Regions from separate parts of the Homo sapiens genome. Here region 2 is linked to region 1. Evidence: chromatin loops called from intact Hi-C (ENCODE). Cell type or tissue: CD14-positive monocyte. All regions are shown on one strand.

Region 1 (5,000 bases):
GCAGATTGCTTGAGCCCAGGAGTTCGAGACCAGCCTGGCCAACATGGCGAAACCCCATTTCTACAAAAAGCACAAAAAATGAGCCAGACATGGTGGTTCCCGCCTGTAGTCCCAGCTACTTGCAAGGCTGAGGTGGAAGGATCACTTGAGCCCTGGAGGTGGAGGTTGCAGTGAGCCAAGATCGTGCCACTACACTCCAGCCTGAGTGACAGAGCCAGACCCTATCTCAAAAAGAAAGAAAGAAAAATCAAAAAACCTCACCAGTTTAAAAGTTCTGGGTTTATAATCTGTAGTTAATAATGCTTGAATATTCTTCCTCTAACCTGAAAGTTTATAAACTTTTTCTGTATTTGGTTTAATCTAAACAGTTCCCTGTATTGAACACTGATATACAAGGAATGAATAGAAGTCAAGAAAAACAGACCTGGTGGGAAAAAGCCTTGTACTCTCCTCTTTTTCCTGCATCAGAGTGTGAAGGTAAGGAGACCTTTGTTAGTTCATTTATTCATTGCAATTTGTAATTTGTTAAGAGCAATAATTTCTTTTTCTATGAATATCAGTCCAAGAAACATTTACCAAGAGGTTTCTGTGTGGGTAGCACTTTGTCATGCACTGGGGACACAGGGAGGAATGAGAACTGGGCCCTGCTCTGAAACAGCCACAATCTGATGGAGGGGAAAGGCATGGAAATATATCCAAGCGTTACTGACCATGGATGAGGTGTGTATAAGCCACCACTGAGTCACAGAGGAGGAAACAGCGGGCAGTCCCTGTGAAGAGAGTTGCCTGCACAGAGGCAGGAGGGTCGCCGCCAGGGGAAAGCACAGGGCTCCATGGCTCAGCTGAGTTGTAGCTGACGCGGGAGAGACAGACAGGGCAGGAGCCTGTCAGAAGGTTTGAGGGCTTGGCTAGGTTAGGTAGCGTCTGACATGCAGGAAGGGAATGCCGTTGACAGGATTTAAATTGGAGGTTGTCAAGGTCAGATGTTGTTTAGAACAATTCTAGTAACAGAGTGGAAATGGAATTGAAAAACTGAAGGCTATTGGCCAGGGTTTTAAGCCCTTGCAGTAGTTTGGGAGGCATACGCTAAAGGTCTGGACTGAGGCAATCAAAGCGGGGACAGAGAAAAGGAAACAGGACCGAGAGGTTTTGTAGAGGAGGAGTTTGTTGGATTACTTTCTATGAGGAGTAGTTATGGGAGTCTAGGTAGAGAGGGAGACAGGAGTGGGCGCTGATGCGGTGAGGAAGATTTTAGTTTAGGGTATTTTTTGAATGAGCAGTCTGTGAGGCCTTCCAGGTAGACACCCAGAAGTTGTTAAGAAACCCTGAATTGAAATTTTGGGAGAAGTAGGAACTAAGGATGCAACCAGAATTGATTAGCTCAAGAAGTTCAGCTTGTCCAGATTGTGGTCTCCTGGGCTTCTATTGGCTACCACATTTATTTAACACCAGTCTCCTGTCAGAGTCCCGAAGGGGTTATGCAAATCTCTTGCATTTAAATTTACGGGTTCACGTGTTTGTCACATCCCCTCAGCTAATTTGTAGTTAGTGTGGAGCCAAGTGACTTCTCTCTCACTAGCCACGATGCCCTGCACACGCCTGTGTTGTCCTCGGAAAGCCTCCCTGGCATCCCTCGGCAGCATGGGCTATAGCTGATGGGATGGAAGGCCAGCTTGGCCAGGTTGACTCTTTAGGAGTGGAGCGTTTGCTGTTCTCTGGTCTGTAGCCACAGACAGCTTCCCAGGACCCTGCCTTCCTCCTTCCCAGAGGTTCATCTGGGTCATAAGGAGAGCGTAGAGCTGAGTCTTCACTGTTAGCGTCTTCGTTGATTGAACAGCGTTTATTGAAGGCCCGTTGCTGCTGCCGCCCTACCATTAGCTCATATCTGGACAGCCTTGGTTGCGTGCAAGGTGCTCTCAAGCTTTTCTTTTACATAATTCCCACAAGAACCTTAGGAGATGCCCCCCGCTAGTTTTCAGATGAGGAAGCTGAGTCTCAAGTTTAGTACTGTAATTTGCCCGAAATCACACAGTTAACTATTAAGCATGGGCTAGAATGTAGGTTGTGATTCTTGTGGTCCAGAAGTTTTGCCCTCTACAGCAGCTGCCTGCACTTGGTACCAAGGTAGATGCCAGGGCAGTAGGAGTAGGACACACAGAGCTTCCCTTCATGTGTGTCCAGTCTGGTAAACTGGGCAAGTACAAGACACAGACACAGTTAATGGAATGAAGGTGGGATGTGGCCACAGCTGTGCCACAGAGGACCTCTCAGGAAGAGCTAGGAGGGAGAGGAGGATGCCACCTTGTGGAAAAGAACCAATTCCTTGCAGTGGCATAGGATGATTTTGAGACACAGAGTTCATGTTTCTTTAGTAAAGGGCAACCTTAGCACCCTTAGTCCAGTTTTCTGTCATTAGTTAGTAAAGAATCCAGTTTCACCTCTTAGCTCTAGGTTCCTGGTTATCTGTACAGTCTCTTAGTGGATACTGGTGTTTGTACATAATATTTTTGTTTTTACAGTGAAGTGGTATATAGAGAAACTCTCAGTGCATAAATACTGGTAATTATTTCTTTTGAATGACCTTTAGCTCACACTGTGAGTTAAGTCCCTGCATATTTGCCCTGTAGCATCATGAAGCATCCTTCTTTAGCTTATGTGGGTTGGGGCATTTAGTCTCAGAAGGATAGCCAAGAAAACAGGTAGTCACTTACCTACTCAGCAGAAGTGGCTGGGGACTCCTAATGCTTCTAATATTGGATATGATTCATCACAAGCAGTTGCTGCTCTGAGCCAGGGGCTGACCTGGGAGCTCACAGCATCTCTGGAAAGGAAGAGTAGCATTGTCCCCTTTACAGTAAGGCGAGGAAACAGGCTCAGAAAAGAGGCAGCTTGTTCAGGTAACCATATAAGAAAGCCCCAGCTTTGTGCAGTCTGCCCCCTGCTGGCCTTGCTGCGCATTCATATGTGCATCCCTTCAGCACTTGGGTTAGGCACTGTTCTAGACTTGGGAATGCATAGGCAAACAGATCGTGTCCCTGTCCTCCCCCTGCTCAGGTACCTTCTCAACAGGGACTTGAGGAAATAGGGCACAGACCATGTGACAGCTGGGGCTGCCTGCAGGGAGAGGTGCCAGGCAGCAGTGGCTTGTGCAGGGACAGGAATGCATTGGGTATGCCCCCAACATGACTGGCAAAGAAGGGATGGCATGGGAGTGTGGTGGGGATGAGGCCAGCCAGGCAGCTGGGAGCCAGACCACAGAGGGCCTTGTAGACTCTGTGCACCAGGAGTGCCGTCCCAAACAGCAGTCTCCACAGCTCACGCCCCTGGATTTTCAGTGCTTTCAAGACTCGAGTAATGTAAGCGTCTGGATGATTTTAGCATTAAAGACAGAGAGTCCTGCAGGGAAGCAGTACAGACAGGTGGTGAAAGGCCCAGGATTGAGAACTGTATTGGAATCCAGAGCTTCTTTCCCCAGCTATTAGGCTTTGGGTGCTGACTGAGCCTTTCTGTGCCTCTGTAGTCTGTATGTATAAAAGGAGGCTAGAAGAATGCCCTCATTGTAAGGTAAAGTGCCTAGAACAGTGGCTGGCATGTCATAGCCCGAAACAGGGTGGTGGTCAACTTGAGCATCATGAAGACTATCAGCAGCAGTTCAGCATCACCTTTTCCAAATACCCTGTGGCACAATAAAACCCTCTTGTATGTACAGAATTCCTAAAGCAGGAAGAGAAAATGAAGGAGTGGGGTGTGGAGATGGGCCTGCCTGCCTCTGAGCTATCCTTGTCAAGGAAACCATGTCCTATCCACTCCATGCCCCTCAGCCAGTATAAGTGGTGGCCATATGGAGTGGGCCATGGAGTGAGAAGTCAGCCAAGGAAAAGATGCCTCCTTAGGAGAGATGAAGCCAGGGTTCCTCCCAGCCTCAGCAGAGGACACATGGCATCCTCCCCAGCCGCCCTAGGGCAACCACGCCTCCAAGCCTATGGCTTTGATAAGCAGCGGTCATGGGTGCAATGTGTGTGCCCGGCACTGTGCTTGAGGCTTCACCTCTTTGAATTTGCACAGAAATGTAGGAGGGAAAATGGTGATGTTCTCATCTTAGAGATGAGGATACTAGGGCTCAAAGAGGTTAAATAATTTGTGCAAAGTTACATCACAAGTAAATAGCATGACCTGGAATTGACTGAAGTCTGTCTAATCCCAGAGCCTGGGGTATTCTCATGAACCTCAACTAGTAACTTGGAGTTCTTGGAGCCGTCAGAGAGAACAGCTGTGGAGAGTCTTCCATGTGGCCAGTGCAGCTGCAGGAAGCAGCCCAGCAGGGCCCAGATGGTCTTACCCTTGGCACAGCCTCGCTACTCTGTGCCAAGGTAGAAGGGCGCAGCAGTCACTTGCTCCAGCCTTGTCCTTTGGGGTGTTGTGCAAGGGGCAGGCATGTCATCTCGTCAAACTACCTTGTGGCAACTCTGTGGCAGGGGATGGGGGGTGTGATCTGGTTTTGAGGAAGTAGATGCTCAAGGGTGTTAAAGGACTTAATGCACCATGAATGTCAATGCCAGAGTCCAAAACCCTGGCCAAGTTCCTCCTTTTACTCTGCACTGTGCCTCTGCCCCAGCTATGTTTCTCATGGAGGTAAGGGGAGTAAGAGGCTGTTCTGGATGAAGACCAGCAGTTCTCAGTGCATTAGAATTGCCTGGGAGCAAATCTGCTTTTCAGAAAGTGCCCAGCCCCTGCCCAGGACAGTTCATTTGGAATCTCTGGCAGGAGTCTAAGCCTCTCTAAAGCCCCCAGATGATGAGAATATGCAGCCAGGGTTGAGAACTACTGGGCTCGTTGGATTTGTTTGATATCTTCTCATCCCAGTTTTTTTCCCATTTTGTGGGGCCATTTGCCTGATGGAATCGCTAGCACCATTTCTTTTTCCTATTCATAGATGTGATACATGGTTCAGTATGTTGTTGAGGAAGAACACACAAGGACGTGACCCTGTGTCGTTTCTC
Region 2 (5,000 bases), 66 kb before region 1:
TCTGGATATGAAAACCTCAGGTCAGGTGATCTATGCCTTGCTTATATTAATAACTTGGGCCTTGGAGAAAATTCTTTCTGATTAGAACATCTCCTGTTTCCCAAGCTGTGTTCCAAGGAAGCAAAACGGGTCAATGAATGAATGAATGAATGCTCTCCTTCTTGGAGGTTCCGGGTGCATATTAGCCTATTAAAGGTTTCAAGATGTCCTGCAATAAACCTGCTCTTGTTTCAGCTTTGATATTTCCCTAATTTATGCAAAATGAAGACGTTTATGGCAAAGGAATATATTTTTATATCACCCAGAGTATACTTTGGGGAAACTGTGTAGCAAGTTATCCTTTAAATGATGACACTGTTTATTTAAATATCTTCCTAGGGTCCAGAAGAATTACTATAGTTATCTTCAGAACCATATCTAAAGGCTTGATTTAATGTTGGAAGCATATAATTAATGGATGAGAAATGAACATATGTACTACTTTGATCCTATTCTGAGTTCTCTAGTGTGTATCTTTTTGCATAAACAGAAAATTTTATTTGGACTCTTTAAAATTTTTAACTATTAGGATATGAATCAGATAATCCATATAAACTTTTCATATAGAATTAGATTATTGACTGATATAAACACATTATTGAAGTATTGCTTCTTACCTAAGTCCGTTTTGGAGAACTATAATTTGTATTACTTGGCTGTGGCTTTTATAGTAATTTTAAAAATGTTAACTCACTGTCTTACCAGTGAGTTACAGAATTTTATGCTACCTTTACCTCACTCATTGAAACTCAGAAGATATTTGTGGTTTTGAGTTTAGTAATTGAAAGCTGTAGAATTTATATGCCCAGACATTTTGAGGACCAACAGTATCACATTGTAAAATTATTTTGGTACACTATGATATAGTATTTTATATGATAAAATGTTTCAACGTTGACAAAGTGGGTTTCATCATGTTGGAGCTTTTTGCATTTTCAAAAAGTGTAAAAATTACTTATTTTAGTTTTTTTCCAAGTAAGCTTAGGGTTTTTGAAATTTTGCATTTCTTAATCTGTAGATGTTTCCATTTTTCCTAATTGAAATTTTTAAATTTCTAAAATTTAGTTGTTTCGTCCCTTTTCCAACAATTTTTCCAAAAGCTTTTAGAATTTCATAATAATTTTGTTTTATCTTGTTTTTGCATTTTGTTTAGTTGCTATTTTGTTATCTTTTGCAAGGAAGGAGGAGGATTTGCTTCAGTTGTAAGTGTATACATTTTCCTCTTCCCCTTGGGCCCAAATGTTTTCTCCTTTTGTCCTGTAAAGTGTCTGCTGTGAGGTTTACCCCTGCTAGGTAAAAAAGGCATTTTTTTAAATCTCCATAACTTTTTGAAGGCATAAAAACTGCCATTTTGTAGCCCTGCTAAAGAATTTTGACATCTAATTGGTCTAAGTGAACTAAATGTCTACATTGGTTATTATAATTTGATAACCTGTAAAAAAAAATTTTTAATATGGCAGTCCAGCTTTTCAAACCAGAAATATTAACAGATGAATAAGAATCATCAAATAACTGGAATCAAGTATAAGTTAGACATAAAACAATGTAACTTTGCACAAGCAGTTCATCTCCATAGTACAATTAAACAATAAGTTCAAACAGTAACAAAACAATAAGAGGCCTGGCGGTGGCTCATGCCTGTAATCCCAGCACTTTGGGAGGCCGAGGCGGGTGGATCACAAGGTCAGGAAATCGAGACCGTCCTTGCTAACATGGTGAAACCCCGTCTGTATTAAAAATACAAAAAATTAGCCGGGTGTGGTGGTGGGCGTCTATAATCCCAGCTACTTGGGAGGCTGAGGCAGGAGAATGGCATGAACCTGGGAGGCGGAGCTTGCAGTGAGCCAAGATCATGCCACTGCACTCCATCCTGGGTGACAGAGCTAGATAGACTCCCTCTCAAAAAAAAAAAAAAAAAAAAAAAAAAGAATTAAAACAATAAGAACATACAGGCTGATCGAAACTTTCAGGTCTGTGAGCATTTGACAGTAGCATTTCCTCAGTAGAGGAAAGTTTATCCAGGTTGCATAGAAAGCTTTTCCCTTTTATTTAGTCTCATTACACACTAGATCTAGCTCTCATTTGTTTTGTTTTAATAGAAGTCTGTTTAGTACTTCTGAATCTATGTAGAACTGATCGCTTTCACCTACACTTTATCATTACAAAATTGGTTTTTCCTTTTTGTCTGTCTGTCTGTCTATCTATCTATCTATCTATCTATCTATCTATCTATCTATCTATCTATTTAAGACAGGGTCCTGCTATGTTGCCCAAGTTGGCCCTGTACGCCTGGGCTCAAGTGTTGTTCCTGCCTCAGCTTCTCCAATAGCTAGGATTATAGGCACACACCATGGCATCCAGCTTTTCTTCCTTATCTTTTAAACATAAAGATCAACCAGATTAACCAAATCTGTTACAGGCTTGCAATTTATGAAAATATTTGCTACTTCTCTTGCTATCAAGTAGTAATCTTATCTATAAGAACAATCCTGTTTATGAAAATATTAATAATTCATTTTAATTGTCACTGGAGCATATATACTTACGTGTTTATTTCTGATGACTAGTAAGCATGGAATTTCTCAATCTTTATGCAGTTTTTCCTCTTTTTGTAGAAAGAACTCAAGTCTCACACTAGTTTTGTTGATTACATTACTTTTTAAAAAGCCTTATTCATTTCCTGGGACTTGACACACTTCTAGAATGGGGAAGAAAACTGTAGGTCTGATTGTCCATTTCTACGTAGCTTTTCAGATACCTAGGGTAAACCGGTTTACATAGTTTATAGCCCTTGGTTCCTGTTTTCAGTGCTTGAATTCCAGTTTGGGTTGTAGATTCTTTATGGATTTTCTCTTCTGGCTGTAGATTGGCTTTGGAGCCAGGCTACCTACTAAAGAGAATAAGCATTATCTTCAGTTCCAAATTCATGTGCTGAGATCAGAAAATAACAGACAAGGCCAGGCACAGTGACTCATCCCTGTAATCCCAGCACTTTGGGAGGCCAAGGCAAGTGGATCACTTGAGGTCAGGAGACCAGCCTGGCCAACATGGTGAAACCCCATCTCTACTAAAAATACAAAAATTAGCTAGGTGTGGTGATGTGCACCTGTAGTCCCAGCTACTCGGGTGGCTGAGGCAGGAGAATCCCTTGAACCTGGGAGGCAGAGGTTTCAGTGAGCTGAGATCATGCCACTACACTCTAGCCTGGGCAACAGAGTGAGACTATGTCTCAAAAAAGAAAAAAGAAAATAACAGACAAGAATTATTTATAAATGTATAACTACTTAATTGTATGTTTGCACTCTCTGGCTTGCCAGGCAAATAGTATTTAGGATTTTGGTGAAAAGTAATAGAGTCCAAAAGCCAGAGTCTTAATATTTCAAATATCTGTTTTCTTTATGCTCTTTTCTATATTCTTTCTTTTACTTTATGTTATATATCCTTTATGCCTTCCCCCTCAAGTCTTTTCCTTATGTGAAAGTCCTGTAAACACCCAAATTGAATAATTATGAAAAGACAGTTGCAGGTAATGCAGTGTCTTGGGTACTGAGCACACCAGCAATGTGAGTATGAACTTTGTAGTGAGAAAGGACCAGTTAAAAATATAGAGAGTTCAAGCATGACTTGCAGAAGTACCATACTAGATCAAAGGGAATGGTAGAGGGCTTCTGTGGGAAGAGTACAAGTTGCTTTACATAAGGCGAAAGCCTGCTAATACAGGATGGTAAATACCTAAAGGAAAATCCTGAGAGAGTCATGATTGTCTCGATATCACTGACACCAGGCACAGTGCCTTGTACACAAGAAACCTCTAGTACATGGGATCGTGAGAGAATGAGTTAAAATTCCTATGTTAGTTAGTCCCTGCCTGTGGACTCAGAGTGTGATCTGAGTTGGTTTTTTCTCCCACCTGCTAGTATTATGAATATCATTTTATTTACCAAACTTCTCTTTTTCAGAATTTATTCTCCTCCATTTAGATTTGGGAAGTAGTTAGTTCAGCACAGTTTTGATCACCTGCCAAGGCCTAAGCATTCTACTAAATGGTACATGTGGAGGATGTCACAGTTTGGCCTGAAGAACTTTAAGCCTATTTGATGAGGAACCCATTCCCAGGAGGCAGTTAGAGAATAGTATAAAAGGACATCATCACAAGGCAGCAGGTCATGAGGACAGCCAGCACTCTATAAGTGTTGGGAGGAAGACAGTGGTATGCCCTTACATAATTAGAAAGGGCTTCTTCAGGAAGGCAGGGCAGGAATGATTCCATTGCCAGTTGGGTGTTAGTGTTTCAGCCGTGTCTGTGCTTTCTGAAACTTTTATGATCCTATTATTATTGTCTTTGATAGTTTGTCTGTGTTTACCAGAATGCTGGTTTCAATAATGTTAGACTTCAGAGTTGTTTCCTTAATATTAACAGCCTCATATTCTACCCCTTGAAGTGGTCATTAGGGCTAGTGATACCTGCCCTATTAAAGTGAAGTGAGGCTAAGAGACTTGCTTTGACTCATAAAATGTGAGTAGCTCACTTCCAGGAGGAAGCATTCAAAGTACCAGTGCCAGCTTTGGTGCAGATCTTATTTTCTCTGGCCCCCTAGACTAGCAGGGTTCAAGATAATGGCCATTTTGTCACCCTGTGTCCCAGAATGATTATGATGAGTGATTACCCTGATCATCCCTGCCAATCCAGGATGAACACATAGTATGAGAAGGATATAAACCTTTGTGGAAGTCCTAGTAAGAGAAATTAAGCAAGAGAAAGAAATAAAAGGCATCCAAATTAGAAAAGAGGAGGTCAAATTATATCCCTGTTTGCCAATAATATGCTCTTATATCTAGAAAAACTAAAGACTCCACCAAAAAACCTCCTAGATTTAATAAGTAAATTCAGTAAAGTTGCAGGATACAAAATCGGCATACAAAAATCAGTAATATTTATATATTACCAATAACGATCTAGC

The links. Hi-C counts contacts between places; a loop is a spot of excess contacts. Peaks named below come from ENCODE experiments on the same cell type or tissue, not always from the same donor. Only the 100,000 strongest peaks of a DNase experiment are listed, where the experiment ranks them.
Region 2: a loop joins it to region 1, with 2.8 times the contacts of the local background. A loop is called at or near these places in 4 of 110 quality-filtered maps.

The regions. Positions count from the first base shown.
Region 1 is chr4:6,871,206-6,876,205 of GRCh38, forward strand. KIAA0232 reads left to right here. Exons shown (of 10, transcript NM_014743.3): 8 at 369-477. Among named protein-coding and RNA genes, the nearest start is that of TBC1D14, 36 kb to the right of the region's middle. RefSeq lists a silencer at 2,854-3,013. In CD14-positive monocyte, CTCF peaks have their summits at 2,981 (motif pointing left) and 3,180; DNase peaks (open chromatin) are centred at 2,946 and 4,476; H3K4me3 peaks cover 355 bases; H3K27ac peaks cover 3,003 bases.
Region 2 is chr4:6,804,798-6,809,797 of GRCh38, forward strand. All of the region lies in intron 2 of KIAA0232, which reads left to right. Among named protein-coding and RNA genes, the nearest start is that of KIAA0232, 25 kb to the left of the region's middle. In CD14-positive monocyte, no CTCF peak of the experiment used is centred here; DNase peaks (open chromatin) are centred at 2,714 and 2,994; H3K4me3 peaks cover 2,591 bases; H3K27ac peaks cover 4,983 bases.